Linked DNA regions of Homo sapiens: region 2 is linked to region 1. The links are chromatin loops, found by intact Hi-C in ENCODE. Cell type or tissue: heart right ventricle. All regions are shown on one strand. Links, peaks and the distances in the headings refer to the core of each region. The heading gives the core; the rest is flanking DNA.

What was found. Hi-C counts contacts between places; a loop is a spot of excess contacts. Peaks named below come from ENCODE experiments on the same cell type or tissue, not always from the same donor. Only the 100,000 strongest peaks of a DNase experiment are listed, where the experiment ranks them.
Region 2: it touches region 1 in a loop (4-fold over the local background); 1 of 110 quality-filtered maps calls a loop at or near these places.

Annotation. Positions count from the first base shown.
Region 1 is chr9:7,903,650-7,919,190 of GRCh38, forward strand. LOC105375971 (a long non-coding RNA gene) reads right to left here. Exons shown (of 5, transcript XR_929463.3): 5 at 10,895-11,092. Among named protein-coding and RNA genes, the nearest start is that of DMAC1, 110 kb to the left of the region's middle. In heart right ventricle, for the core only: no CTCF peak of the experiment used is centred there; a DNase peak (open chromatin) is centred at 6,993.
Region 2 is chr9:7,845,393-7,860,933 of GRCh38, forward strand. No RefSeq gene overlaps it. Among named protein-coding and RNA genes, the nearest start is that of DMAC1, 53 kb to the left of the region's middle. In heart right ventricle, for the core only: no CTCF peak of the experiment used is centred there; no DNase peak of the experiment used is centred there.

The DNA of each region.
Region 1 (15,541 bases), core at 4,911-8,910:
TTTATTTAAAAGTATTCCTGTGGAACGCTATTCTTTTGAGACAAGATTTAAAAATTAAGGCTATGGGAGGAATGGGGAGGAGCTATACTAGGAGTCAGCGTCTCCAAATCTCCAATTTTTATCTAGAAGAGATTTGTTTCATATATTTTATATATGCTGCACTTTCACATAGATTTCAGCTAAAAAAACAGTTCTACTGATTAAAAAATTTTGAAGACCACTGAATTAATCCTTCTTATTTGGGTTTGGAACCATGAAAATAAGAAACAACCCAAATGTCCATGAAGAAAAGAAAGGATATGCAATGTATAGTATAATCATATAATAGAATACTACTGAGCATTGAAAAGGAATGAACTACTCATACATGCCGCAATATAGATTCAAAACATTATGTTGAGCTAAAAATAAAAGTCACAAAATAGTACACACAATTTCATTTATATAATGCTAATTATACATTTAGGCATCTCGCTCTAAAGTGCTATTGACCTAAAAGAAGTACAAGAGAACTTTTCTGGAATGATAGAAATGTTATATATCTTGATCTGGCAATTGATTATTAAGATATTTCAAAATGTTCTTGAGCTCTACACTTAATATTTGTGCAATTCACTCTATATAATTACTACCATGATTTGAAAAAGTAGGCTCAACTTATTGGTTTTCTGGTCATCGTATAGAAAATTAATGGAATCAGTTAAGTTCCAGAGAGATACAGAGGGAAACAGTAAAAATGTATCCATCTCTCTCTATGATGAAGTCTATCTCCCCACTTCTAACTCCCTAAACACATACACATAGACACACACAAAATGTACACATCCATACCCACACTTCTTCATTAAGCCTATTTGCTTTCTTGTCCCCTTCCTCTTCTCCGTTTTTGTTCTTTCCAGACTACTAGATTGCTGGATGTTATAAAACTCATTGAATAACACCAATACTTATTTTCAAAGTGATTTTGTGTTTTCCTATCCCATAAGAATCTCTGGTGGATAGAAAGATGCATCAGCATGCAAAAAATTCTAGTCCCCAAAACATATTTTCCTAGAAAATTATTTTACTTATAACTTTGATATAGAAATCTATTTATAAACACTCAGAAATGCTTATATATAAAATAATAGTTAACATGTATGGAGCATTTACTATGGGCCAAGTACTAGTCTAAGTAATTTGTATTGATTAACTACTTATTTTTTCCAAGAAAGTGTTAAGGCAAATGTAGATGAGAAACTGAGCCACAAAGAGATTAAGGAGAAACTGAGCCACAAAGAGATTAAGTAACTCACCGAAGGCAGTAGGTGGGGAGCTTCAGTATGAACCCAGGCAGCCTGGCCCCCCACTCAACCACCATGTGTGCAGACAACTATCTCTAAGCAAACAGTGTATTCACTTGCAGCTCTAAGTGCCCTCTGAGAACCTTAGCTTGCAACTGGATATTCTTACTATTGTGTCCTTTCTGGTGACTTTTTTTCAAAAACTTTTCAAACCTATAGTCTCAACTGAATTGGTGTTCTCAGGTGATACTATCATATAAGAGACCAGTAAATTTTCCTGAAAGGCAATGCAGTGATCAACAACAAAATAGAAGGCATTCGTGTGCCTGGACAGGCTGAGAGACATAACACCAGCGTTAGTTTAACCTTCTGAGCAAAGCAAAGGAACCATGACTCCTTAACCAGCTTTGTAGTGCTGAGCCCAGTGTGAGGCACAGAAGGTCAGCTGTTTGATCAATGTGTGTTATGTAGAGATCTAAATCACAGCAACTGTCTTTATGCCTTGTATGAGATTCCTAGGGTTGTTGTAACAAAGTACTGTGCTACAAACTGGGTGACTCAAAACAATAGTAAGCTATTGTTTTACTGTTCTGAATGAAAGAAGTCTGAAATTAAGGTATCAGGCAGGAGAATAACCTAAGTCTCTAAGGGAGGATCCTTCACTGTATTTTATAAAAATTTTATTTTCAATTGACAATAATTGTATAGATTTATGGGGAACAATATGATGCTTTGATATAGATTTCCATTGTAGAATGATAAAATTGAGCTAATTAACATAGCCATCACCTTAGATACTTACTATTTTTTGTGATGAGAACAATTTAAAATCTATTCCTTTACCAATTCTGAAATATGCCATACATTATTATTAATTATAGTCACCATTCTGTGTAACAGATGGCTAACATTTATTCCCTCTGTCTAACTGAAAATTTTACCCTTTGATCAACATCTCCCCTTTATCCATCTCTACCTCACCTCCCTAGCCTCTGGTCACCACCATTCTACTCTCTAATTCTATGAGTTCAATTGTTTTAGACTCCACATATAAGTAAGATCATGTGGTATTGGTTTTTCCACACCTGGCTTATTTCACTTAGCAGGTTCATCCATTTGTGGCAAATAACAGAATTTTCTTCCTTGTAAAAGGCTGTATTGTGTTCCATTGTATATGGAAGCAACCTAAGTGTCCATCGACTAATGAATGGATAAAGGAAATGTGTTCTGTGTACACAATGGGATATCCTTCCTTGTCTCTTCAAGTTTCCGGTAGCCCCAAGAGTCACTTGTTTTGCAGCTGCATCACTTCAGTCTCTGCTTCTGCTGTCACATGCTGCTGTCCCTGTGCATCTGTGTCTTTCCACCTTACGAGGACACGAGACACTTTAGATTAAAAGCTTACCTCAATAAACTTACCTTAACTTGATTATATCTGAAAAGGCCTATTTCTTTCTTTTTTTTTTTTTTTTTTTTTTTTTTTTTTTTTTTGAGTTGGAGTTTCACTCTTGTTGCCCAGGCTGGAGTGCAGTGGCATGATCTCAACTCACTGCAACCTCTGCCTCCCAGGTTCAAGTGATTCTCCTGCCTCAGCCTCCAGAGTAGCTGGGACTACAGGCGCTGCCACCACACCCGGCTAATTTTTGTATTTTTATTAGAGATGGGGTTTCACCATGTTGGCCAAGATGTTCTCGGTCTCCTGACCTTGTGATCAGCCCGCCTCGGCCTCCCAAAGTGCTGGGATTACAGGCGTGAGCCACCACACCCAGTCACACAGGCCTATTTCTAAATAAGGTCGTATTCATGGGTACTGGGGATTAGGACTTCCACATTGCTCTCTGAGGGACACAATTCAACTCTTAACAAACCTGAACCACTGCAGTCTTACAGTTTTTCCGCATACCATTCCTTGGTTATAGTTGTTTTCCCCCAAATTCCATCTTCATCCTTCCTCTCCCAAAGCTCTAATTTGCAAAGGCATCTGAGCCATCCCCAGCAAACCCAGTTTTCTCACTGACACACTGTCATTACTTCACCTCTCTCCTCAGTAGCTTAGTCATCTCTGGAAAAAGACTTTAAAAATGAGTTCTCTCTCTTTGCCCTGAAACCAAGTTCATTTTGCTCTCAAAACTCCAGGCTAAACAGGACCTTTGAGATAAATTTTGCATTAGTTTATTTCTACAAATGAATATTCCATAACACACTATTTAATGTCACTGGGCAGCCTCTTACTCATGCAGTTGCCAACAAATTCCCACCAAGTTGATGTCAGAATGTGAAATTAGTGACTAATAAAATGAAACAGACAAAAGGAGAATGCTGAGTTATAGAAGGGATAAGCAGGATATATGAATATCATTAGCTGTTCCTTAAAAAACATTTATGTGATTACATGAATGTGAAAATGCAATGCAGTATTTTAGAATTTCACCAGTCAATGGAATGCTCTGAAACAGATGGACTGTGTGACTGATGATTCAATAATTGCACTCATTAAAAATGTTCACGCTTTTAATTTCTCCACAGCCTTCATTCCCCCAACCCATTCTGTGAAGAGCTGAGGAATGAAATGGTTTTGCCATTGTCAGCAGATAGATAATAATTGAATTTGCTTTGATTTCCTGGGGTGCCCCTGTCCCACCTCTGTGTTCCTGACTGACAGCTCATAAGTCCAGTAAAATATTGCAACCAACCCTAGCTGTCTCAAAGGCAAGAGATATCAGGCGATCATCTTCCGACTGCCTTTGTTATCTCACACAATATCCTACCTCACACATAGATAGAGTGTGGGTTTGTGTCTCCCCATGTTTCTACACCACAAATCTCAGGCATGGAAAATTGAACTGACAGCTTTGAATTCAAGTTCCCTACTTACAGCCAAGAATAAATCAGAGTGTGAATGGGAGGTAGGCGGTGGGTGGGAGGAGTCAACAGCTGCAGCAGTGATGTCAAGATGGGTAACAGAACTCAAATTGAATACCTATGGTTATTGCCATGTGCCTGTAGAAACCACAACATCTGTAGAGCAATACAATGGTTTAGAAAAGGCTTAACACTGCCTGAAGTAGCTCAGTAAGAATAAAACTTTTTTTCTCATTGTATTCATTTATTTGTTGCATTCATTCATTCATTAGTCAAAAAGAGCATTGTCCATTAGCAAGAGATTCTGGTCTGACTCATACCACTAACCAGCTGCATATCCTTTACTTTGCTGGCTTCGTTATGCTCAGGCCCCAGCTCTAAAGCTCTAAAGCTCTATGATTATATAAAATATTGGCTGCTTACTCATTGGAAGGTGCAGGTGGCAAAGAAACACTGGCTACCGTACTAGTCCTTCTTCAGAAGCCCACATTCTCACTGGGGAGATATGGCATAGTTGCATACACAGTAGAATAACATCCTAGAAGCCAGCTGAACTCCCTTACCCAAAGGTGTGACAGTGAATGTGTTGATTTCAGGGAAAAGAGATAAAGACCTTGGGGTCAGGGAGGTTTTAGAGTAATGGTCTTTGAAGCAGGGATAGCATTTTGAGAGATAGGGAAGAGGAAAGGGGGCATACTTGGGACAATAATTTGAATAAATGTTCAGGATTTGGGATGAGTCAGATATCTTAGGCTAGATTAATGAGTGGGCAGGTTGACTGTTGCAAAAGTTTCGTGGGGCTAATAGGGCTTGCTATAGAGAAATACCAAGCCCCCAATATAAGGGAGAACTCTAAGCCTCTTCCCCAACTTCCTTAAAATCTCTATTCAGGATTGAAAGGGATTGAGTTCACATAAAGAAAAGTCTTAAATGCCACATAAAAGATTAGAGTCTGTAAGCAAAAGGGTGTCATTGAAAGCTTGTCAGAGGAGAGTAACATATGATTAGGGGAAGCATGGGAAGTTTCAGGACAGAGTAGCCTGGAGGATGGATCACAGGAGGTTGGACTAAAGACAGAGCGCTTACCTCGGGAAGTCAGTATTATTCTAAGTGAAGTAACTCAGGAATGGAAAACCAAACATTGTATGTTCTCACTCATAAGTAGAAGCTAAACTATGAGGATGCAAAAGCATAATAATGATACAATGGACTTTGGGGACTCTTGGGGAAAGGGTGGGAAGGGGGTGACGGATAAAAGACTACAAATTGGGCTCAGTGTATACTGCTTGAATGATGAGTGCGCCAAAATCTCACAAATCACCACTAAAGAACTTACTCATGTAACCAAGAACCACCTGTTCCCCATAAACCTGTGGAAATAATTTTTTTTAAAAAGAATAGAATCCATAGCCAAATAAATTTACACATGAATAGAATAGAGGTTTTGGGATGATCCTTAGTTTAAAAAAAAAAAGGTCAGGTATGATAAGGACTTAAAAAAGAGCAGGGCAGAGGAGAAAGAAATGAATTTGATTCTCCAACAACGTTCTCCTATTTGCAACCTTTGCTTTCCCTTTTATATCAAGATTCAAATTTGTCATTGTGTGCTCAGTGTCAGTTTTCCTTTCTAGACTATCAACTCCCAGAAGGGCACTATTATGTCTGTGTTTTTGGAGATTTTTATCTCCAGTGCCCAGCATGGTGTTTGGCCCAGAAGAAATATTCAAAACATTTGGGGAATAAAGAAATGCAGGTAGAAATGAGCAACAAAATCCCATGAGGCAAAGAATTTTTAACTTGGTAAATGGGAACATGATGACAGGAACAGAAAGAGGTAGAAATAGCAATGTTGGAAGAAAAACGATGCTGGAGTTGAATTTGAAGTGATGTCAGGATATCCATGTGGAAATGTTCAGAAGGTCAGTGGAAATATTGGATTGTTTGCTGAAAAACTGCCAGTGTGTCCTCCTTTAATACAGAAAAATTGAGCCGGTTGGCTGAAGTCCTTTGATTTCCAAATTCCATTCAGCAGAGAATACATCTGAGGTCATGGACGTCAGTGTTTTTAATGTACAATAACGAAGAGTCACAGTTACCTTTTTTTCTCCCGATCCTATGTCAGAAATTTAATACCTACTTTCATGCCATTTTTACTTTTAATAGAGACTTTTTGGTAAATTAAGATTTTGGCTTTTTCTTTTTAATATATGAAGCTATATCTGGAAAGTCCATTGTAGCAGAAAGTGAAAGAAAATGTATTAAGTTAGAGAATACTTTGTATTTACTAGATATATTAACATCTCCCTTTTTTCGGGGTAGTTTTGTGTCTACCTTTGGATTCCACAAAGAAGATTAATGGTGAGAGAACTGGTATATTTTTTAGATATAGTTTAGTAAACTTTGATGTCACATTGACCTAAACTTGAATTCTGGGTTTCACTACTTCCTACCAAGTTACTTAACCATCCTGGACCTTAGTTTTCTCATCTGTAAACTGGAGTTTCTATTGCCTACCTAACAGATTTTGTGAATTGTAAATACACATTGCTTTGGGTTGGGAGTAGTAGCCCCACACAAACACTTGTCCACATGTCAGAACCTGGAAATGTGACCTTATTTGGAAAATAAGGTCTTGCAGATGGAAGAATCTCAAAATGAGATTATCCTGATCTATCTGGGTGGGCCATACATCCAGTGACAAGTGTTCTTGTTGACACATGGACACAGAGAGTAGAGGAGAAGGTCATGTGAAGACAGAGGCAGAGATTGGAGAGATTAGGGAGACTGGATTGATGCAGCTGCAGGAAATGCTGACAACCACATGAAGCTGGAAGAAACAAGGAAGGCTTTTCCTCTAGAGCCTCCAGAGGAAGTGCCGTGCTGCCAACACTTTGATTTCGGACTCTGCTCTCCAGATCTGTGAGAGAATAAATGTCTGTTGTTTTAAGCCTCTGGTTTGTGGCATTCCCTAGGAAATAAATACACACACTTAACTAGTCACTCAGTAAATTCCGGTACTAGCCTCTCATTCTTATTTAAACCACCACATTCCAAGCCCTCTTGTATGAAAATAAAATAAAATGATGGTTAGAAGTATTCCAGTAGAGTAGAGGAAGAGGCCACATAAGAATGTTTGTGCGTGATACCGGTAACATGAGAAAGTACTTGTGAGACATACGGGGTGCACAAAGAAGAGAGCAATACCAGAGAAAAGAAGATAATGAAAGGGTAAAGCAGAAATCAGAGTATGAAAGAAGGAAAAGCAATGTCACCTCCACCCCAACCCCTGTCCTCCCTGTCTCTTAGGGTCCTTCCTTGGTTGTCACTCAATGGAAACTGGAAGGAAATGAGAGAAGTATTAAGGAAAGGAGAACCACAGATATTTCAAACTTGCCCTCATAACATGTCAGAGCTGCTATGCCATTAATCTTCTCAGGGTGGAGAAACTGAGATATGGGGCCATTGTCAAGGACACTTTCATTAGGACCAAGGTCTGTTGGCTTCTAACCTTCAATTCTCAAGATTGTGCAGTTTCTGCTGAAGATCCAATATCTATCACTCATTCTTTCCTCTTTTGCTCAGCTGTCAAATGGAAACTTAACAGAAGGATTAGGTATAATATAAGATACTGCAATAATCACAGCAGTTGCAATCCCTGCCACAATACAACATTGTTTTTAGTACTTTAGTGATTTGTCGTTTCCAAAGAGCATTTATTTAGCAGTAATTTTCTATGTATTAGTGGCCCACATGAAAAAATAAAAATAAAACAAACAGGTATAAGACACTTTAAAATATTATTATAAATATTAATATGCTATGGGGGCATGGTGAGAATGGAAAGAATAAGCTCTTCCTGCAGTCCAAACAAATGTATTAATAGAACTCAAATAATGGAGTCTATCAAATACCAAGTGATTGGAGATATTTCTATAATTTCTCCAGAAAACAGTATCTTCTCAGGTCCTTGACAATCACAGACTCTGTCAGTGTCTTGTCCCCCCAGTTTGAGAAGTGGTTCAAATGGGTCAGGACATTTCCGTAGAGTCCCAAGAGAAAGGGAATAGTCTCTTGCCAGGTGGTCAATAGTCATCCTGATAAGGTGATACGAAAAGCTGCTACATATGTAACGTTGAGTCTTGTTGTTTTGTTTTGTTTGTTTGCTGTTGTAGTCACACTTGGTGACCCAAAAAGTATCTTCTTCCCCCTACACCTCTTGTCCACTGCAGGGAAAAAAAAGAGACTAGCATTGTGTTTCTGAAGATACTGTAAAGTGTTTAAGCAGAAAACAGCCAGACCTCAGAAGCCTTTAGTGTAGATTTTGTGTCCAGCCTGCTTTTGAATGGACTCATGGATTTCTGCAGTGGCCATGGTAGCCTTGGGCCCAGGACTCTCTCCAATGTCTTGGGACATGTAAGCCCCTGGGGCTTTTCTACAGTCTTAACTCAGAGGGAGAAATGTTTTAAAAAAAAGACTCTTCTGACCTATCTTGGCAAATGGGAAGCTGAGAACAATCAAGAACTGTGAAATATCCCATGTTGTTGTGAAACAAAATTCTTAGTTTTAATATTGGCCTCAAAGGCAGAAGTAAATGAACATTTGTCTAGTGTTACAGACTGCTATTTAGTTATACCAGATTCTGTTTGTGAGAATTTTTCAAATAAATTGACTCATTGTTCCCCAGTGGAATAGATCTCCTGTACAGCAGTCTTCCCATCCCACAATATTACAAGGAAGGTTCTGCAAGCACCACCCTCTTCCTGACATTCTGGTGATGAGAGTTAATGACCGCTTATGTGGGACACATGAAATAACAGAGGTTAAAAGTTATCAAAGCGTGCCATGCATCTGAACAGATTATGGGAGCTTTGGCAGAGGATGACAGCCCTGATACTCTCCCAGTCACTAGACAAGTGAGCTGAGTCCCTGTGTCAGGATGGGAAAGGCAGATGCCCCCAAGGGTGTGACAGATCAAAGTGGGCCAAGTCACCCTGCGCTTGTTAAAGTGTTTTTCCTAAAAGGAAAACTTTAAAACATTAAAAAAAAAAACAAGAAAGAAAAGGAAAAGAAAAGATAGCGTATATTTCCATGAAAGAGAGAAAGAGCCGAGTGACCTATTTTACCACTAATGTTTCTCCCATGCAAGAGTCCCTATGCTTCCTTTGAAGAACCATGGAGGGTTTGTAGGAGCCCATGTCCCCCCAGACATTGTGGGAAAAGTTCTGTGCATTTTTTTCATAACAGTATTTATAAACTTATTACCACAAAGAGTTGAAGAAGCACTTGGATGGAAGGGATTCATTATCTCTCCTCTCTGAGCTGCATTTATTAACACTGGGCCCAAGAGGGATAACTTAGTTCTGTGGCTCAATGTAGAAGTGAAAATGAAATCAGGAATCTCTAGACCAGTAGTCTCAAACCTATTTGGCACCAGGGACCAGTTTCATGGAAGACAATTTTTCTATGGACATTGTGGGTGGGTGGTGGGAGGGGGATCGTTTTAGGATAAAACTGTCCCACCTCAGATCATCAGGCATTACATTCTCATAAGGAGCATACAAGCTTAGATCCCTCGCATGTGCAGTTCACAATAGGGTTCACACTCCTATGAGAATCTACTGCCACAGCTGATCTCACAGGAGGCAGAGCTCAGTCAGTAGTACTCCTTTACCCGCCACTCACCTTCTGCTGTGTGGCCCGGTTCCTAACAGACCACGGGCGCCTGTCAGTCCATGGCCCAGGGATTTGAGACCCCTGCTCTAGACTACCTGTTGAAGTTTACTTTTTGTGTCCTGTGACTCTGTGCTTTCTGGGAGCCATGCATTATGAAAAGTACCTCATGGTGAAAATTGACTCACTGCAAAAAGTCACCTCATTGGATATTCATTACAAGCCTGTGAGAAAACTGTTTTTACTCCACAGAAAAATAAACTCAGAACAGAGAGGTTTGGTAACTTACCAGAGGCCACAGAGTCAGGAATGAGCAAGCCCAAAATCCAACCCCAGGTTTGTGAATTCCAAAGCCTGGACTAGTTCTACCAATCCACTCTTCTCAGAGCGCTCATGTGATAGCTTCACAGGTGTCTCCCATTCCTGCTCAAGTGGATTCAGATTCCCCCAATGGAGGGTTTTATAAGTATATATTAGATATTTCTATACTTTTAGTATTCCCTGGTGATTTAGAATCCAGAAAGGAAACATAAATGTATCTGATTAGAAGCAGTGGGTGACTGTGACTATTCTAACACGTGGTCTTATTCACTTCAGCTTAGCTTCAAAGAGGGTATAACTGTGTCTACAGGGTGCAGGTTCTGGTGACAGATTCAGGTGCCTGAGTGTCAGCTCTAGCTCAGTCACTATCTAGCACTGATGCTTTGGGCATGTCACCTTTCCTGTATCTGTGTCATTATCTGCCAAATGGGGGCAATGACCCACTTCCCAGGGCTACAGTGAAAATCAGATAATGTAATTAAGAAATACTCCGGCTATAACACTGAAGGTGACATTGATAAGACATACAAATATTTTACGCAAGGCACCTGATGGAGTATTTTTGGTGCTTAATTTCAAAACAGTGAGCTCCCACATTCCTTTCTGATTTGTGTTTGTCTCCACAGGTCCCATAAGAATTCCATAAGCATGAACTACTGAGGAAACAGTAGATGTATTCAGATCTATGCAGAGGTCATAACACACTCCAACATGCAAACATATGTGTATGGAGGCAGGTCACCATTTAATATCCGTGTTGTGAAAGAATAACTAGAAAATCAAACTGTTGTAGTCTGTTTGGGCTGCTCTAGCAAAATATCTTAGAATGGGTAACTTGTTCATTCTTGTGGAATATATTGTTCACAGTTGTGGAAGTCCAAGAGTAAGGTGCTAGCAGATTTGATGTCTGGCAAGGGACTGTTTCTTGCTTCAAAGATGGTGCCTTGTTGCTGGTCCTCATATGGAGAAAGACAGAAAAGCAAAAAGGATGAACTCATTCCCTCTAGCCCTTTTGTAAGGACACAAATCCCATCCATGAGGGTTGAGCCTTTATGGCCTGCCCAAAGGCCCCACCTTCCAACGGCCCCATGTCTTAATACCATCCCCTTGAGGTTTAAGTTCTAAATTATGAATTCTGGAGGGACACATACATGAAAACCATAGCACAAATGAATGATGTTACCAGGTAATGATTTATTGTCAGAACTTACAATTTAATTATGAGGAATAATAGCATGAAAAGTATTTACCGTTACTTGTAAAATTCAAGGCTTGTTACAAAGCAAACAATTTAATAATAGTCATAATCGAAGTAAAAGTCTTTAGAGGACTACCTCCCAAAATGTGTTCAGCAGAATACTAGTGCAATATTGCAGGCAAATAATTTTGGAACATTTATACTATGGTCATTTCATAAAAATGTAGCACATTAAGACTTTGATTAATCCTTAAAGAAATAATTTCATTTAACTATGTTTAAATCAAGATTATTTGTCTCTAGAGTATTTCTTATTTTACTCCATCTGCCCCCTTTTTATGAATTATATATATCTAACATTCCATTGAATAAATTTTGGGAAATGCTGATTTGACAATGGAAGAATAAACAGAAATAATCCATACTTTGGCTTACTGCTGTTATGTAACTATGGACATAGTAGAATTCCATTATAAGCTAGTACTTTGTGGGAAACAAAACTACTTTATCAACTTTTGATGTTGCAGAAGTGGAGATACTCTATACAAAAATATTCTTTGGGTACATACGACATTCGGTCTCTTTAATGAATATGTAAAGAGCCACAATAAATAGAAAAATGGTGAAAAACTGATGAATTAACAATTAAGGAGTGCAAACACGAATATCATTTAAACATGTCTCATAATAAATACAAAGTAAGAGTAGCAGGTACGCTTTTCACTTATCAGATTGTTAAAAAATACTATAATAATCTATTGGAAATAGTGTGGAGAAAATGATACTTCCATCCATTGTTGAGGGAAATATAAATTAGCATGATGTCTATAGAGGGTGCAATGGACTGAATGTTTGTGTACCCTCAAAATTTATATGTTAAAATCCTACTCCCAATGTGGTAATTTTCGGAGGTGAAGCCTTTGGGAAGCAATTTGCTTATGAGCGTGGAGCATTCATGAATGGGATCACTGCTCTTATGAAAAAATGTGAGAGGCCAGGCATGGTGGCTCACACCTGTAATCCAAACACTTTGGGAGGCTGATACGAGAGGATCACTTGAGGCTAGGAGTTTGAGTCCAGCCTGGGAAGCATAGTGAGACCCTTGTCTCTACAAAAAATAAAAAAAAATTAGCTGCATATGGTGATGTGAGCCTGTAGTCCCAGCTACTCTGGAGGCCTAGGCCAGAGGATCACTAGAGCCCAGGAGTTCAAGGCTGCAGTAAGCTATGATTGTGCCAATGCATTCTCACCTGAAGGAAAGAATGAGACTCTGTCTCAAAAAAAAAAAAAAAAAGAAGACATAAGAGACCTGCTTTTCTCTCTCTCTCCTCCATGTGAGGATGCAATGAGAATGAGAAGTTGGCAGTCTGCAACTTAGGAGAGGGCTCTCAGTAGAACCACACCAAATTCTATGTGTCCTTCAGGCACATATAACTTATTAACATAACTATCACTCTTAGATTGAATTGGATGTTAGATGTTAGTAATGGATCATTTGGGAGGTTTGAAAATAATGATAAACCATCTTCAATTTAATGTGGGGTTGAGATTTTTCAACAGAGGAACTGCCGAAATAACCAGGCAGAAAATCGAAGCCATTGAAGGCTCTCTTTTCTAGAGCTTAAAAGGATAAAGGGACCTTTCTCAACTGTGACTTTATCCCTCCTTCCCAGATGTTCAGTGGAAGTAAACAACAGTACTGGGTTTTTAAGACGTACTATGAACTGGGAAATGGCAGTCACTGCCCTTATTTCATTAGGGAGAAGATTACATCATTAGCCCTGGACACCTGAGGGGGAATATTCTCCCTTTTGGTATAAAACTGTTCATTACAGAAGGGAATCTAATGTAAATTCCCAGTAGCCAAATTATATCACTTAAGACAGAAACCTTTCCTTTAGGTGGTCTCACTTTTGTTGCAAACTGAGACAAAAAATTCAATAAGAAACAAATGTCCAGTGGCTTTAGGGTTTGTAATCTTTCAAGACTGGCAGGTCTGCTTGTGTTTGAAGATCAACCTAATGGGTATAAAGGTCACTGTGCTCAAATAGCTATAATTAAGAGAAAGGAAACTGATCTTGTTAGATCACAGGGAAATGGCTAGGCTCTGCAAGATTTCTTTTTTATTCTGTATAATTAAATCTTTCAAGGCAAAGGACAACAAGGTATATGTGGACATATGTGTGCAACAATATTTCTATCGATAACATTGATTTCATTTAGAGACAACCTAAGCCTTATTGGAAGTGAGTTCATTTAGTCTAGTTCAGGCAACTTCCAGCCATATCTTAACTGAAATAACACAATATCGGTGGTTCAGCCTGTAAGCTCTTCCCTCCAGTGGATAGTCATATGTTTTTTGTTATTTGTAGTAATTGGCTGAAGCTTATACAGACAGAAAAAGAAAAAGAACAGAGGATGAGTTTATAATTTAACATTACAAACTCATTACTAGATGAAAGCAAATACTAATGTAACTCATTTATAAAGCCAATGATATGACTCAATGAGTAATGAATGAAACAGTTGGATACTCTTTATTTGTCTTCCGTCTGAAAAATATAAAGTTTGGTAAAGGACAGATAATGTGGTTCAGTGGAAACACTGTTGGATTTTGTGCCTGTGAGAATGGATTATTATCCCTATTCTGCCATTTGGTAGCTGAATGACCCTGGGCAATAATTGGATTTTGTTGGCTTCTGTTTGTTCATGACCTAAGAGAGTTGGACTACATGATCCCTAAAATTTGTTCCAGCTATAAAATTCTACGATTCTAATTAAAATTAGCCAGTGAAGTTTGCTTGCCAGCAAATCACAGCAAAAAGATGGACATGCCGTTAGAGACTCTTGCTTGAAAGTTGCCGCCTAAGAGAAGTTGTGCAGTAGCTAGTAGCATATTAATCATTTTATTCTATGAATAAAATTTAGGGTTCTTAACACTAAGAACTGAAAGTTTAGCAAACTGGTATATATAATATTTATAGTTTAAAGTGACAGGAAACTGTCACCAATATGTCTATGTGAAATTATTTCTGTTAGACCAGGTCCCCTAGTGAAAATAACTCATTTGTTCTTTCAGTCTACATCATTTCCCTCTTAGGCACTACCTCAGAGCCTCCCAGGCTCACCTGTTTCAGAGCTTGTCTTAGGATTCTTGCCAGATAATTTATGGAGGGAGTACTTTGGGGGTAAAACCTGCAACAGTGTGAAGGAGGCAAGGCAAGTGAAATAGGAAAAGTAGATCTGCTTCTTGAAGAACCTAGGGTAACACATACCCTAATCAAATTTTAAAACTATAACTCAAGCATTTTTATGCATTAAAGCATAGCTTTCTCTAGCTCCTCAGTTACCCATTCCAAGAAGAAGACAAAACATTTTGATTTCACACCGTACCCCAGAGCGCTTTGTAGTAGCTACTAGAGTTAGACACAGCTCTTAAAGAAAGAAGCCTCATGCTTTTTCTGTTGCTAATTAAACTCTGCTAAGAAATGTGAGCTCCCTCTGAATCAATCCAAGACCCCACTCTGTAAATATAAATGAATATATAATTACCAGGTGCTTTTCATTAAGCTAAGAATGATTTAAGGTTTAAAGTCAAAGCCTTTACCTAATAATTCACACAAAACGAGCTTTTTGTGGGGCAGTGTCCACACCAGAAATTCAACTTGCTCATCTGGAAAATAAAGGGTGTAAAAATCCGAAATAGGGGAAATGCAACTCAACCATTGAAATATCATTCCAAGTTGCAGGGCTGTGAGGAGAAAGCCTGCTATCTCTCAGGAAGCTCCAGAGGATACCGTTCTTTGTAACAGCATCTTGGCACTGTCTGGAGGCCTGTTCCACAGTCTTACTGGTCCAGACACATACATTGTCAGCACCCTAAAAGTAAGTACATTTCTTAGGAGCAGTTACATTGATGAGCTCCCATGGCCAATATAAAAGAGCAGAATATTCATCGATTCCTATGCATTGAAAGCCACAGATGGATGACAAGGCTGGAGGCCTCAGGCCCAAACCACCCTCTCCCTGTAACATTTAGGAAGCCGTATGACAATCACAGAGTTGCTTTGTGAGCAAGAAGTAAAGCAAGAGAGCGAATGAAAAGAAACCCTAGCTGACTCTGTTGATACCATGTGGCATGTCCCCAGGCCTCACTTCTGAATTCTTTGTCCCTATGGTGGGCAGTTTCAGGTACCCCGTGGAATGC
Region 2 (15,541 bases), core at 7,545-11,544, 56 kb before region 1:
CAATGGCACCCTGAGACCTAAAAAAGTTTCTATAGCTCTGAAAGGGGTGGAAGCTGCAAGTGGAGAGCAGCAACTGAACTGGATCAGTGTAATCTATTCACACTTGGACTACTCTGTTTTTTGCAGCATACCAGGGTGTTTGTTGTAAATGGGATGGAGGGGGTATTCCTTTGAGCCTGTGGGAAGTTTGAGCAGCAAGCAACCAGTCACATATCCCTGTGAGCAAGATCAGAATTGCTAAGTTTAAAAAAAAATTATCTGTCTTCTAAATTATGGTTTTAGAAGATGATACAACAAGTTGTTAGTGTCTTGTTTTTCCTAATGTTCTACAAATTTATACATCTTCTGAGAATACAAATACTCTCACCAGAAATAAGAATAAATTATGGCAATAAATCTATTATATAGTGACCTAATAAGAAAAGTGATAACCTCTTAAAATGTCACACAGAGGCATTTAATTTGCATTTCAAAGGCAGTTACTGTGAGTAATTATAACTTAATTAAATATTGATTATTCTAAGAGCTCTGTTGTGATTTAGGATTTATGCAGAGTAGAGTAAATCTGGGTGGTTTGAAATAAACTCAAAATGACATTAGTAACTACTGTGTAATTACATTTTATGGTTATTAAATGTGACTAAACAGGCTAAATATTTATGACGAACAAGTCAAATATTACGATAAGATATCAACATTGGTTTTTCGGTACCTACTCTTATTATATGTCTATTTTGCCAAGTAGCTACTAAATGTTTAAACTTTCCTAAATTTTGCATTTTTTTTTTAACTATCAGCTTACTCTCAGTTCTTTCCGTGAATGTTGAAATATTTAGAAGAGAAATTTAATGTATTTTTGGGTACTGTATTAGTCAGGGTTCTCCAGAGAGACAGGACTAACAGGATAGATGTATATATGAAGGGGAGTTTATTAAGGAGTATTGATTCACACGATCACAAGGTGAATTCCCACAATAGGCTGTCTGCAAGCTGAGGAGCAAGGAAGCCAGTTCGAGTCCCCAAACCTCAAAACCTCGAAAGTAGAGAAGCCTATAGTGCAGCCTTTAGTCTGTGGCCAAAGGCCCGAGAGCCCCTGACTGGTGTAAGTTGTTAAAGCAAACTAACTATGGCCTGAGAAGGACTCTGTACTTCTATATCTGAGGCCTTGTGGATGAACTGTAACCTAGCTTAAGAGTCAGATAAAATTGAAAACCTAACTCAATAGTATGCACCTGTAACAATAGCTGAGTGTTGGCCAATCCCAGCAGCCATACTTCAACCACTCATAGACTGCTGAGTGTTCAAAATACATTCAAATAAGGCAAACGACGAGCTGTAACCAATTTCACTGTTTCTCTACCTCACTTTTGATCCCTGTATGTCACTTTACCTCCTTTTTGTCTATAAATTTGTCCTGACCACGAGGCACTCCTGGAGTCTCTGTGAATTTGCTCTGATTCTGAGGGCTTCCCGAATCACGAATTGTTCGTTGCTCAATTAAACTCCTTTAAATTTAATTCAGCTGAAGTTTTTCTTTTATCAGATGGTGTCAGAAGCGAGATCCGAAGTGGAGCTTCCAGCGTCACCCAGGAGCACTGAGTGAACACGCAACGTACCTGCAGGACTCACTTATGTCCATTGATCTCTCAGAGCAGCTGGGACTTGTGGGTAAGCTCCCCCTTGGATTTTGGAGCTCCATGGATTTGTGTTTTGAGCTCCCCAAGTTTCTTTGAGCAAATTTCTGATCCAAACTGGGTTTGGAGTCACGATAGAAACTGCACTGGGTCTGGGAAGGGATTTGATCCAGGAATTAACTGGCTCGGATCCAGTTAGAGGCCTCTTACATCTGACTGGGCCAGAAAGGAACTGGTGGAAAGCAGTAATATTGCAGGGGTTATAAAATGCACAGGGATTTTTGTGTTCTACCCTTTTGTTTCATTTTTCTTGCCCGCTTAGGTAGGAAAAAAATCATTGGCTAAGTTAATCAAGAGAACCTGAGAGTAAAGCCAATATTTTAGGTAAAAAATGGGATCCTTAATTTCTAGAAAACTGAGCTCCTTCTGGCTTATACTTTAGGCCTGGGAGGCAGCGAAGTCTTACAGAATCTTATAAAATCTTACTAAAGATAACTTACAGTGGAATGTTCTGAATGAACAACAATGCATTGAAGTACATTTAAAAATGAGGGCTCTCAGTAAAGTCCCTTTCAGCTAAGAACAGGTTTGGCCCTACAGGATGTCAACTGCTTATTCTCTTTGGAATAATCTGCCTTGCGCCCTTTGCTAACCGCTATGGGTGATAGGATTAGGCGTGTATAGGATCACGGGACATGGGGAGCTTTTTCCTCCCTAAAATGGAAATGAGAGCTGATGAGACTGCTGGAAAAGATCCCTTTGCTACCGAGAAGCAGCCGCTTGAACTTTTCAGTGTCGCTGCAATGGGTGAGTCTTTCTGTGGCCTCCCTGGTCATTTCGCCTTCCCCACCCGGCCATAGGCAATGCTTTCTCTCTCTCCTTTCCCTTTCTCATCTTTTCTATTACTCAGGGTGACCATCTTGCCCAGAGACCACGTGTTGAAACTCCTAGTTGGAGGTTGGAATAAAGATGAAGGGGCCCATCTGAGGGCAGATTTAAGCCTTGCCCGTTTGATATTGGGTGCTAAGCAGAGTGGCTAATGTCTATGTTTTATCACATGTATTTTGCTTTGGCCAGAATGAAAAAAAAGGTAATTTTCCTTTATGATGCGGATTGGCCCCCAGCACAATAGTGTGGCCAGCTGAGTCACTAGGGCCGCTCAGGGAAAGAGAACCCAGAAACCTGGCATGCTGGCAAAATGGTAAGAATATCTTACCAGTCAGATTTCTGGCTTCTGTCTCTCTGTGCAAACAGGTGAATGGTAAAAATCACTGTTTATCTCTTCTGTAAAGTTTTGATTAATGCGAAAAAGAATTCTGAGGCTAGTCTTGAACTGATGTGTTTGTGCTATAAATTCATTTTTCTATGTCAAGGGATACCTTAAAATAAAACATGGGTTTAGGACCCCATAAGCTCACTGCTCAAGACGGCCCTGCAAGCTGGTCAGTAACAAATTTTCCTGCAGGTCCCTGAAACAAAAAAACCTGGATGGGATCTCCATCTTGTTGTATGTCCTTGGGAGCTTGACCTTGTAACCATGTGGCAATAGTTTTGGTCTCCGCCTTCAAGGGGACAGGAATTTTAGGGTTTATGTCATAGTTAGCTCTAAAAATTATCTTGAGTAGTTAAAAGGCTTTACAAGCTCAAAATTAGCTACTCTAGACTTCTTCTGAGAAGTACACTGGAGGTTGCCATATACTGTGGCTCAGTAGCTAAGTTTTGCCCTTTCACAATGGTGGTCTGGGTTTGATTCCCGGCTTAGGAAGTAAGTCCTTTCTGGTTTAATATCGGCGTGACATTCTCTAGTCTCTTCTCCTCCATGGACTATCTTAAATTTTCCTTTCTGTGAGCACCTGGGAGGTTATCTTTGGTAAAGTTTAAAAGCCAGAAATGTTGCCCATTTGGCCTGGCTAAAATCAGGTAATAAGAAATTTTAAAAGGACTTAATTAAAGAGTGCTATGGTTAAGAGTCAGCTTAATTAAAAGCAGATATTCAAGCTCTAACATCCTGGACTCCTTGGTAAAAACAGGAGGCACCAGAAACCCCTTTCTTGGCCCTGTTCTTCCAAGGACTCCACCATAAAGCAAATAACCAATTAAGAAACTTAAAAACTGACAAATGAAAAATCTTACAACTACTGTAGTAATCTTCTTCTGTCTATCTGTCTGTATAATTACGTATGTGTTGTGCGTAATGTTGATATAAAAGAACTCTAATTAATTGGCTTAAACAAAAATAAGCACTTACATCAAATATTTTGAAAGCAAGATAAAAAGTGTAATGCCTTTCAGTTAGGTGACTTAAGTAATCTTTGGGAAACAAAGATAGTTTTAAAAATTATTGGCAAAATAAAGACATTTGGTCTAAATTATGCAGATCAGATATTAAGTTTACTAAATGCTTTAAGGTTATAAACTGCTTCTTAGGCTTTTGAAAATTGTTCAATTTACCTACCCTGGAGACCTTAGATTCTAGATAAGGCCTGGGGACATGTGGAGTTAGCCACACCTGCTAGCTATGCTGGAGAGTCAGCCCCTATCTGTACTTCTGCCTGGTATGTCCTAGACTAGGCTCCACACATAGTACACAATGAAAATCCCTTACCTACTAAGGTTTTTACCAAAAGGAAAAGTTGCTAAGAGTTAATATTGTCGTATGTAATTGAGACTACTGAAAAAATAAGTTTACATACAAGGTATGTAAGGAGAATAAAATGTGTTTTGATTATAAGATTATAAGAAGGTAAGGGAAAGTTAATTTTTGCCTAGGTTAGAGGGTTAAAGGGTTGTTTTAAATTAACTAGAGCTAAAGATTTGAACAAGTTGTGGTACAAAAAATAACTGTAAGAGATTCTGTGTGAGAACATATTGGCAAAAGTTAAAATGCCATTATTCGGCTTTTTTTTTTTTTGCCATAAATTGGACATTGGAATAAAAGCACAACAGAGTTTTCTTAGAAATTAGTTCTGCTCTGAGAGATTGTAAAGGGCTATAAGAGGTTTATAAAAATCTTACCTTATGGTCAAACTAATTAAAACTGAATAGATTTATAAAATGTTAAAACTAGCTTTAACGTTAAAATATACTAATGAAAACATAAAATTTGTTTTTCTCTTTTAAAAAGGATTTTTATGTAATATTAAAAGATAATGAAAGGTTTTTTTTTTTTTTTTTACCTTTTAAGTAAACTACAAAAGCAAAAGAGGAGGAAAGGAAAGAAAGGAGACAGAGTCAGTTGTCCTCATGCTATCTTCATTGGGTCTTGTTTGGAAAGCTAAGTCTCCTCTCTATCAAAATAATGTTTTTTCCTTTTAAAAATTTTTGAGTTATCATTTTGGCTAAATGAATGACTTATGGTAACCTAAGATTCTATTTTGTAATATACAATGTTTTAAACCTTTGGTATTTAACAAACCTTTCAAAGTCAAGCTCTAGATTATCATGCTAAATCAGCCAACACTAAAATTGTTAAATAAACAATTTGAATGCATTCCATGGTCTAAGTCAAATTACCTATGATCAATGCTATGCACCTACATTGGAGAAACAACTGGTAGTCAAGAGGACATAAGTCTAATGTTAAGCATGGACTCATGAAGAACCAGGACAGCTGTCTTGTCCTTCCTGAGTCCTTAAAGCTTTTGTTACTAAAGGTTCTGCATTCCATGACTCATCATGGGAAAGATAAAATAATCCAAGCTGAATATATTGACGTGGTGACTTATAAATTGTGGAAATAGGTTAAAACCAATATTTGTTTCCATATTCCTGGAAAGACAATCAAAGCTTCAGGTACATTTGGCTGCCTGATGGGCTATTTAAACATTTACAGAGGGATTTCATTCAATTATCATTTTCAATGCATGTTTTCTGGTTGTATAGAAGTTTTCCCATGCAAAAGGGTTGATGTTGTAGCAACGGTAGATTATTATGCTACAGTGAAATTTCACCAGGCTAAAGAAATCTTTTTATGGTTCACTGAGGACAATCCCTTCACAATCTAAAACTCAAAGATTAGATCTTCTGAGAACCTCAGAGAAAGACTGTCCTTTCCTTCCACACTACAGCAAAACTTTGGAGACTTGAACCTTGGGTTCATAATCTCACAACTGAGAAAGGTTCCTCCACACTCCTGGAACTGTACACCCTTTGGAGCCTTTAAGGAAAACTAACCAGGAAAGTTTCTCCCCAGAAGAAGATGGCATCCTTGATGTGAACAACTTTTCCCAAGATCACAGATCAAAACATCTACTGCTATGAGACTCTTATCTTTGAATTTTTTTTTTTGTTTATGCCTCTATGAGCAATTTATAGGGTATACTTTTATTTGTGAAGGATTTTGCAGCTAGCGTTATACATGAATAACCTTATACTTTAATAGATAAAAGATGAAGGCCCAAGATAGGTGAGAAACTTTAGCGGTATATACATTGCCTCATAGTCAGTCAAAACTTCTCTTAACCCACATCACAGATTAAAGAGAACATTGCCAGGAGGCCTTCACTCTTCTAGAAGGACATCGTTTGTTAGGTCCTTTTTCCATGGTTTAGAATAAAACAGGCAATGATTAGAATGTCTCCCTCATAATAGGTTTTACAGAAAATTCTACTTTAAAGGCTATCCTTATACAACAGAAATTAAATTCTCTTGTGAAAGTTACGCTAAATAATATAATTGATTAGACAGAGAAGTACCTGTGTAGCTGATGACACTTACGGTCTGTAGAGAAATGCATCAAATGTAGATTATAAAAATTCAGTTATGGTGGATTCATGAAAAGACCACTTAGTCAAGTGAGTAGACTCTTCATCTAGCTCATTCTTTATTTAATTTTACATGGTTTGGTTTATGGGGACACTGGGTAAGGAGCATACTCCAAACTCTTGGTATTATCTTCCCGATAGTCATAATAATAGTCTCCCTGGTGTGCTGTATTCTCTCAAAGACTTTAAATGTTTGCATGCAGCCATCCCTAGAATGTCAAATGGTCTGTCTTCAACTTGAATGATAAAAGCTGAAAGAAATGTGTGACCATAAGGACACCGAAACCTATGAATGACACACTGAGACTGGAAACCCAAAATGATGGTAACTGAGAGTGGTGCTAAGGCCCTAAGTTTTGGTCACACTGTCACCTAAGTGAGAACCTGGCCAAAAAGGGGGAATTTTTCTTAAACAAAATTGGCCATTATTTTGGACTAAGCTTATGCGGTAGGCCCCAACAAACCAAACCAAACTAAAATGGAGTCACTCATGCTAAATGTGACATAACCAAACTAAGGCTTCAAGAAAATACATAGATCTTAGAACAAGCCAGGTTTTGTTTTTTCCTCCTGTAAACAGGATGTTCCAGCGTAGGGAGGAACCCTCTACTCAGTCCTTATTCCCTCCTTGCAAAACCCACTGTTCTACTGTCTCCCAGTGGGTTTCAAAACCATATAAGTGCATGTATGATAGTGATAGGAACATCAATGACTACGGTTTTGGTCAATCTTTCAAAATTGAGAAAATGACCAAAAGGGGGGAATTGTTAAAGCAAACTAAATATGGCCTGAGAAGGACTCTGTACTTCTATATTTGAGGCCTTGTGGGTGAACTGTAACCTAGCTTAATAGTCAGACAAAATTGAAAACCTAATTTAATAGTGTGCATCTGTAACAATAGCTGAGTGTTGGCCAATCCCAGTGGCCATACTTCAACCACTCATAGACTGCTGAGTGTTCAAACTGCGTTCAAATAAGGCAAACACCAAGCTATAAGCAATCTTGCTGTTTCTGTACCTCACTTCCGATTCCTGTACATCACTTTACCTTTTTTGTCCAAGAGTCCAAAAGCTGAAGAACTTGGAGTCTGATGTTCGAGGGCAGGAAGCATCCAGCATAGGAGAAATATGAAGGCCAGAAGACTCAGCAGGTCCAGTCCTCCCAACTTCTTCTGCCTACTTTATTCTGGCCACGCTGACAGCTGATTAGATGGTGCCCTCTCAGATTGAGGGTGAGTCTCCCTCTCCCGGCCCACTGACTCAAATGTTAGTCTCCTTTGACAACACAGTCACAGACACACCCAGGAACAATAGTTTGCATGCTTCAATCCAATCAAGTTGACACTAAATATTAACCATCACAAGTATGCTTTGCATTGTGCCTGTTGATATTCTCAAATGCAATCAACAGTAAGTTATTATGTAGTGAGAGTCTTTCACTTACTTTGGCCAATGCACTCCTTTGAAACACTTATGTTTCACTTCAAACCTATAGCCAGTTGCTATCCTTACTGGAATTCACTTGCTAGTGGATTGGGGAAGATGGTTTTCCCTACTGAAAACCATAGCATGTCCTTGGGATCTCTTGATTTTATATGCATCTGTGAGTTTTGCTTTCTTAAGTATGGTTTGACTCTGATGCTGAAGTGGTTTGCTGCTAGATGTAAGGGACCTTCTTGCAAAAAAGTATTGGATTTCCCATTGTGTGGCAAATTAAGTAATACATGAATGCTTATAGTAGGCCAGGTGCCTAGTATGTTTATGAACTATGCACTCGAGTGATTTATTCTTCCTCTCTTACCTCTTACAAGAAGAATATCATCAAGTAAATACAAATTAAATCCAAATAAAACTTATTCTGACTATTCCCTTTGAATAGGAATGCATTTTTCCCAAGAATAAATGCATTTTTGAGGTTTCTAAGTTTTGAGGGCAAACACAAAACTTGTCACTTACAGGAAGATATAAGAAATTTCTTTAATAAACTTCCAGACATTGCTATTTTAACTTTAAATTCATACTTACCTTTCCATCTATTAAAGAAAAAATTATTTATGGCACTTATTAAAGATGATAAGGAAGACATTAATTAAAGGGGTCTGCAGTGAGGTCCACTGCAATGAGGTCTTGCAATGGAGAAGAGAAATTGGGCTTGACTGCATCCATAAAGGACAAATGTGGATTTGTAGCCAAGTAGCATGATGAGGTCAATAGATAGACAATTGGTAAGAGGAAACATCAGAGATGAGGGAAATTATTGCTAGACTGACTCAACAGAATTCTTGCTGAGGGCAACCCAGGGTGATAAGATACTGGGGTGGAGAATGAAAACAGGTACCAAAGGTGGGAGATTCTTACTAAAGTGGCTTAGCAAGGTTCTTGCTCAAACTGGGTTCAACAGAGAGGGAAGCCCAAGGTCAGGCCTGTAGAGTAGGGGGTTCAGAAGAGCCTGACTCAAGTTTGGTCAAAAGAGAGAGTCTGTCACATCCATCCATTTATCTATCACCCATCTATGCATCCAAATGGCTATTTATTCAACAAGCCATTATGACCAATTCTCCATAAGATTGTGAAAAATTTGATCTTTTGGCTTCTTTACTAGAAACCCAACTCTGTTAATGCTGGAGGCTAGCTAGGTACGTTGATGGAACTGAGAGTCCTATCAAAAGCTGATGTAAGGTGTACCTACCACAGAGAAATCTATGCTCCTTGTTTTTGGTCTCTTTCTCTGGCGCAGATAGATAGGTATCATCAGGGCATTGCCTCTTTTAGCTTGCCCCCCACCCGCAGCCCCCAAGCAACTTAAACAGGGAATCATCTCCCCCCAAAAAATCAAGAGAAATCATCAAATAAGGACTGAGAAACACAAAGAGCCATAAATGGAAGAGTATTGTAGAATTATTGTGCACCTGACATTGGAAAAATCACTAACAGCAACATCTTAAAAAAACATTAATTATGAGCAGACACACCTTTAGGTTCAATCTCTTCTGGGATTCAGAGGTCAAAATATAAACAAAGAATGAACTGTTATTTAATCTTTTATTGAGCCTGTAATATGTATCTGGCACTGTGTCTACATTTCATATGTTTTATTTCACTCGAATTCGAATCCATGCAACAACCATGTGTCATAGGGACTATTATTATTTTCACTTTACAGATGAGTTTACTGAGGTTGGGCGTGGTTAACTTGTCTAAGATGACGAGGTAGTAAGCTTCAGAGTCCACTTTCAAGCCTTGGTCTGTTTCCATCAAAAACTTTCTCTTTTCCTTTCTATGATCCTGCTCCTGTTTTGCAACTCTATGCCCATTAATTTTAAGATTCACCTCTTTTTATTTAAAGAGATATGCTTTTAAAACTTTTGTTTAAATCAAACATTAGTGGGACTCATAATATTTTAAATAAACTTTGATGGAGGGAAGCAATGCTACTTAAAATAATCCTAAAATTACACTTGCTATGAATCAAAAATTCTTTTGATGATGTGCATGATTATCCTTATTTATGTTTTTTTACTCCAAATTTTAGCATTCTAATGTTCTAAAACTGGGATATACTTATAAAGGCCTTAGTGTGGGCTATCTTGTGTCAAATATCTAATTTTAAAAATTAACTTGTTTTCTTAGATTTTTTTTATAGTTTGTGAGCATTATATAATGTAAAAATAATCCATTAAGTGACAATTTTGAACACTATTTATAAGGTGATGATGTTATGATAGGTATTTTACATATGTCATTTTCATCCTTATAATAGATTGTAAGGTAGCAGTAATAAATTCCTGTTTTACTTATGTAGAAACAAAATGCAGAGAAATTTAGTAACTTGCTCCAAAGTCACTGGTCTATTAAGGAACATGCCTGGGATTTATTCTTATGTCTGTCACAGGTAAACCATATCTTGTTCCCCCATAGAAGCCTGTTTTTCTAACACAGTTTATAGGGGTTGCTAAGAGAAACACACAAACTGATGGGTTGTGATTTAATTAACACTAAGCCCTCATGGTATTTCACTGATTCTAACATTTTCACTTTTTCATATTTTAATATTTCCAAAATTGATGTGTATCTGAATCAATAGCATCATAATATTGTGTCATATTTTTACCAGTAGTAATTTTTCTTTCTTTAATGATACATTAAATGATAGTATGTCTTCCAATAAATGACGTCTTAATTCAGTTAAACATGTACATATGTTTATTGAATATAATGCAGTTTTTTGTAATTAAAGATGTATTACTTGACCCTTCTTCTAAGCTCACTGCATTTTATTAGAACTCACACCAAGACTTGGTTTTTCAAGGCATTTTTTCTTGTGACTCCTCCTCACTTCCGCATCAATCCTATCATATTCTTTTATTTAATGATGGCTATATACTTACTGTGGTTGGATTTCTAAAAAAGAAGGCTTTGAACATTAAAAAGTTGGATTGAGGACAGGTGCAGTGGCTCACGCCTGTAATCCTAGCACTTTGGGAGGCTGAGGCGGGCAGATCACCTGAGGCCAAGGAGTTCGAGACCAGCCTGGCCAACATGGTGAAACCCCATTTCTACTAAAAATACAAAAAGTAGCTGGGTGTGATAGAAGGCACCTGTAATCCCAGCTACTCAGAGAGCTGAGGCAGGTGAATTGCTTGAACCTGGGAAGCAGAGGTTGTAGTGAGCCAAGATCATGTCACCGCACTCCAGCCTGGGCAAGAGGAGGACTCTGTCTCGGAGGGAAAAAAAAAAAAATTTGGATTGAAAGAAAACATTAAGCAATCTGCAAATATTACCAGGCCTCCTAGACATTGTTAAGTGTTGATGTTAAAATAAAATATATGAGGAAAAGAGCTAAATACTTACTTGCTAATCTGTTGACATGACCTTAATTCAATTTGTCTAAAATTAATCTCCTCTTTCTGCCTATCTTTCCAAAACAATTCCCCTTCCCAAATTGGTAAGACTGCTATATGCTGAGAATTTTCCAGTTGTATCTCTCTTCCTAAAACCTTAACTCTTAGCCATTGTATCTGCTTTCAAAGTCCTCCATAGTCATCTGGGATGTGTCACCTTTTCATTCTTATTTCCCGCTACTCCCCAGCACAATCTCAACAACTTCTTTTTCTTATATTCCTATCAAAATCTTTTAAGATTGAGAGCCCAATCTTGCATCTGTAACTCATTGGCTGTTTACATTTGTACAAATCACTTAACCTTCTTGAGTTTCAGATTCTTAATTTGTAAAATTGGGAGAGAGGATGCAGGTCATGGATGTGGAGGTGCCTGAGATATCACTAAGTTTCTTTCCAGTCTGAGACTTTTTTTTTTCTTTCAGTTCTACCTTACACCCCGTGTCCTTCACGATGCCTTCCCCAACCATAACAGTACATACTAACTTCACTTCTGTGAACTCTTACACCACTTGCAGCCTATGCTACTCAATCTGTTACTGAGTTATGGATTGTCTTAGACCATTCTCTTTTGTTCTATAAAGTTTCAGCATTATCTTTCTAAATGGACCCTAAGCTTCTCTAGGTCAAGAACCATGATTTAGGGGTCTTCGATGTGCCTATCACTTGAGTCAAAAACCTTAAAATAGTAATGGGCTCAGGGAAGAAGCTATATACTTTTGATGGATTATTGACTAAAAAATAGAACAATTCCCATGTACCAAACTATGTGAGCTGAAACAATCCTGTTCATCTATCTAGACTCAGATAAGACATTTCCTCCTCTGTAGGACTATGCTTTGTTCATCTTTTCATTCCCAGCACCTAGCACACAGCGAGTGGTCAATAAATATTGGTTGAGAGAATGAATGAGTGAATATCCTCTGCTTTGAGAGCTTTTATTAGCCATTTGGTTTATTGAAAATAGTTTATTCTCTTAATTTATGCACCAGCAAAACACCTTTCAAGTCTCAGGTTTTCATCCAAAGATTTAAATACTCCCTTTCAAAGTATATTAATCTGCGTAATCTTTTGTTACTATTATTATGTCATGTAGTCCAATACATTGTATCCTCAACAGAGTCTCTGTACTAAGAAAACACTTGCCCTTGTCTAATCACATCTGCGAGTAAGCAAATATTAGCAAAAACTCATAAAATCTTATTGTTCCCTTTGGGTAAATGATGTCAAACTTAGGGACCACTGTTGCCATTTATACATATGAATCACAAATTTACATTGCCTCTGGACATCATAAATGGCCTGTGTCATATAATGTGAGTAAAGACTCTGCTTCTTCTAAGAAGGGTCAGCATGAATAATCAACTCAAAACAAGACCTTAAAAGCATTTTGATGTTAAAGGTTGCTTATTACAGCTCAAGTCCTAAGAGTAACACACAATTTTTACCTATTTAGTTTGATTCCGTAGGTTTTGGTTGCTTGTAAAAATCATACTGTGCAGTAAGGAAAGCTAAAATGGCTTTTCTGAATAATAGTCAGATCCATTATGATTCTTGACTGCAAGCAACAGAAATAGTTTTTGTCTAATAAAAGGGAATTTATTACCTCAGAATGGAGGATTCACAGGGACTCTGGGATGCTGGAGGATGGGATTGAGGACAGATGGGAACCAGCAAAACTCCAGAAAACAGAAGGTAGAAACCCCTGCTGTTATCTCATAACCTGAATTGTCTGGAAGGGCACCACTGACGCCTTTGCTGAAATGAATGTACTTGAGTCACTTGTGCAAAACTTTTCCTGGTTCTTCCGTGTAAGAGATTTGCCTAGAATTATTCACCCTACAAAATTACATACAGTGAAGGTATGTATATGTATGTAAAGGTATTGTCCCAGTACAAATCAGGGTGCTATTATAAAGGAGAATGCATATTGAGTAGCCCCAAAGTGCCAAAAATTTACCACAGTAAGTGCTCAGAAATACAGGCTTGCATTTGTTCAGTGCATCATTCATTCAGTCAATAGACTAACGTTATGCATGTCTACTGTTAGCTGTTGGGCAGAGAGCTTGACATCTGACCTTGAAGAAGATACCATCTAGTAGGTAGGGGAAGCCTATAAAGAAACAGTGTGATTAGGGTCACAATTACTCATAAATAAAGTGATAAGGAAACTCGGAGAGCAAGTGTAATGAAAGGCCGTGAAGGGGAGGAAAAAGAGTCTTGGACGTGGAGTTTTTGAAGCTGAGTTTGATTCTCTGTTCTAGTAACTAACAGTTCTAAAACTTTGAAAAGGTCACTTATCATCTCCAACATTCAGTGTCTTCATCTGTAAAATGAGAAGAATAAATGGTCTTTGTAGGATTGGGAGAGGTAAATGAGATTGCATATATTTAACTGTTTAGCATTTACCAGGTATTTGATAGGTGGTCATTGATTCATTCATGTATTCATTCATTCATTCATTCACAAAATAGAAAGTGACTGACTTAGCCTTGGCTCTACAAAGAAGGAGACGTAAGAAAATACATCTTTAAGAATGAGTAGGTATCCCCTGGATTGGAATGAAAGGGCATTCTGGCACATTCAAAGGTGAAGAAGTGATAAGGGCATGAGAATGTCATGAGGGGTGGCAAGATCAGCAAAGATGGACAGTGGACATTTAGGGCCATGTCAGGCAATGAGAGGAGAGTGATAGAGAAGGGATAGCTGATAAAAGGTGTTGGTCATGTTAAAGAGTTTGGATTTCACCCAGTAGTCCGTGCTTTTCAAAATGTGTTCCCTGTGCCTCCTACATCTAATTCACCAGGAGAACACTTAGAAATGCAGATTCTGGGGCCCTAACCCAGACTTCTTGAAACAGATCTCTGAGAGTAGCACATGCGCAATCCACAGTTTTTACAATCTCTCTGAGGGATTTTAAGACACTCTGCTGTATGAGAGACCCTGTTAAGGTAATAGAGAGCCAAGGAAACTGTTTAAGTGGGTAATCAAGAGCAAACCAGATTTTTGGATTCCATGCACTACATTTCTTTTACTTTAGGACTTCAGAGTGAATTTTATCCATCTGGGTAGGATTTTGATATTGTTGAACTAAACTTAACACATATGAGACAGAATCCCAGCTCAAATAATAGTATTCTCTTTTTACAGCCAAGAATCAGCCTAGACTGTGGAATAATTCTGTGGCAAATAAAACAGAACAAGATGGCTGATAATAAAAATGAATGATTTCAAAAAGCATTTAACACTCGAGGAGATGGAGCCAAGAGGAGAAGTATGCTTTTGAAAAGGGGGTAGAGGTGGGAGAAGGGGAAAAGAAAGCAGCATAAATTTACAGAGTTATGGTAAATGTCACAGAGAATTCAACAATTTTCTTTGCAGAATTTAGAAAATGAGCGCATATAATTCCAACTGGTTGCTATCACAGGGAATTTGAAAAGCACCCCGAGGCAATTCAGAGAGCTGCTTTTACATTGAAGCAGAATGAAATAAAACATCCATATTTCAACTAAACACACACACACACACACCCTTTCACTCAATGGCTGCATGCACAAAGCATTTAGTCACAAAAATATATTGTTAGGTTGAAAGTACAACAGGCAGGATTGCTTTCTCAATGCCCTCTGTCTATTTACCCAGGCCCCAAAGTCAGGACTGCAGATGTTGAACCAAAATCATCAACACGCTTCAATTCAACCTCAGACCTTTTTGGGGGGAACTGAATAGATTAAAAAAAAAGTCTGTTCCTTGTTGTTCTGATTTAAAGCCTTAAAATGGCATATGCATGGACTTCTGTAGTAGTTAGATGCTTATTTGCAGAGGACTACACTGAGGCACAGCCTGTGATTTCCAGCAGCACTGTGAGCAACACATTAAGAGTTTGAACTCTTTTGAACCAGCTTCTTGCTTTCATTCATTTGCTGAAAGCAAATCAGAAAGTAAAGTAAAGGAAAGGAAGTTGATAACATGCTTGAAAGAAGAAATTTCAGCACAATAATATGAAGAAAAGGCATAATATTTCTGAGGCAGAAGGACAAACAGATGTATTTTCATGGCTGCGGTGCTCTCAGCAACAGAAGTAAAGAATGTCAATAGAATTGATGATTGACCCAAATTGGAGGTCTCTAAGGAGTCACTCTTGGTCAAATTCATTGATTGATTCATTCATTCAGCTAACATTCATTTAGCCATTACTTGTGTCCTGCTCTGTGCTAAGTGGTGGGGATACACAGATGAACATGACA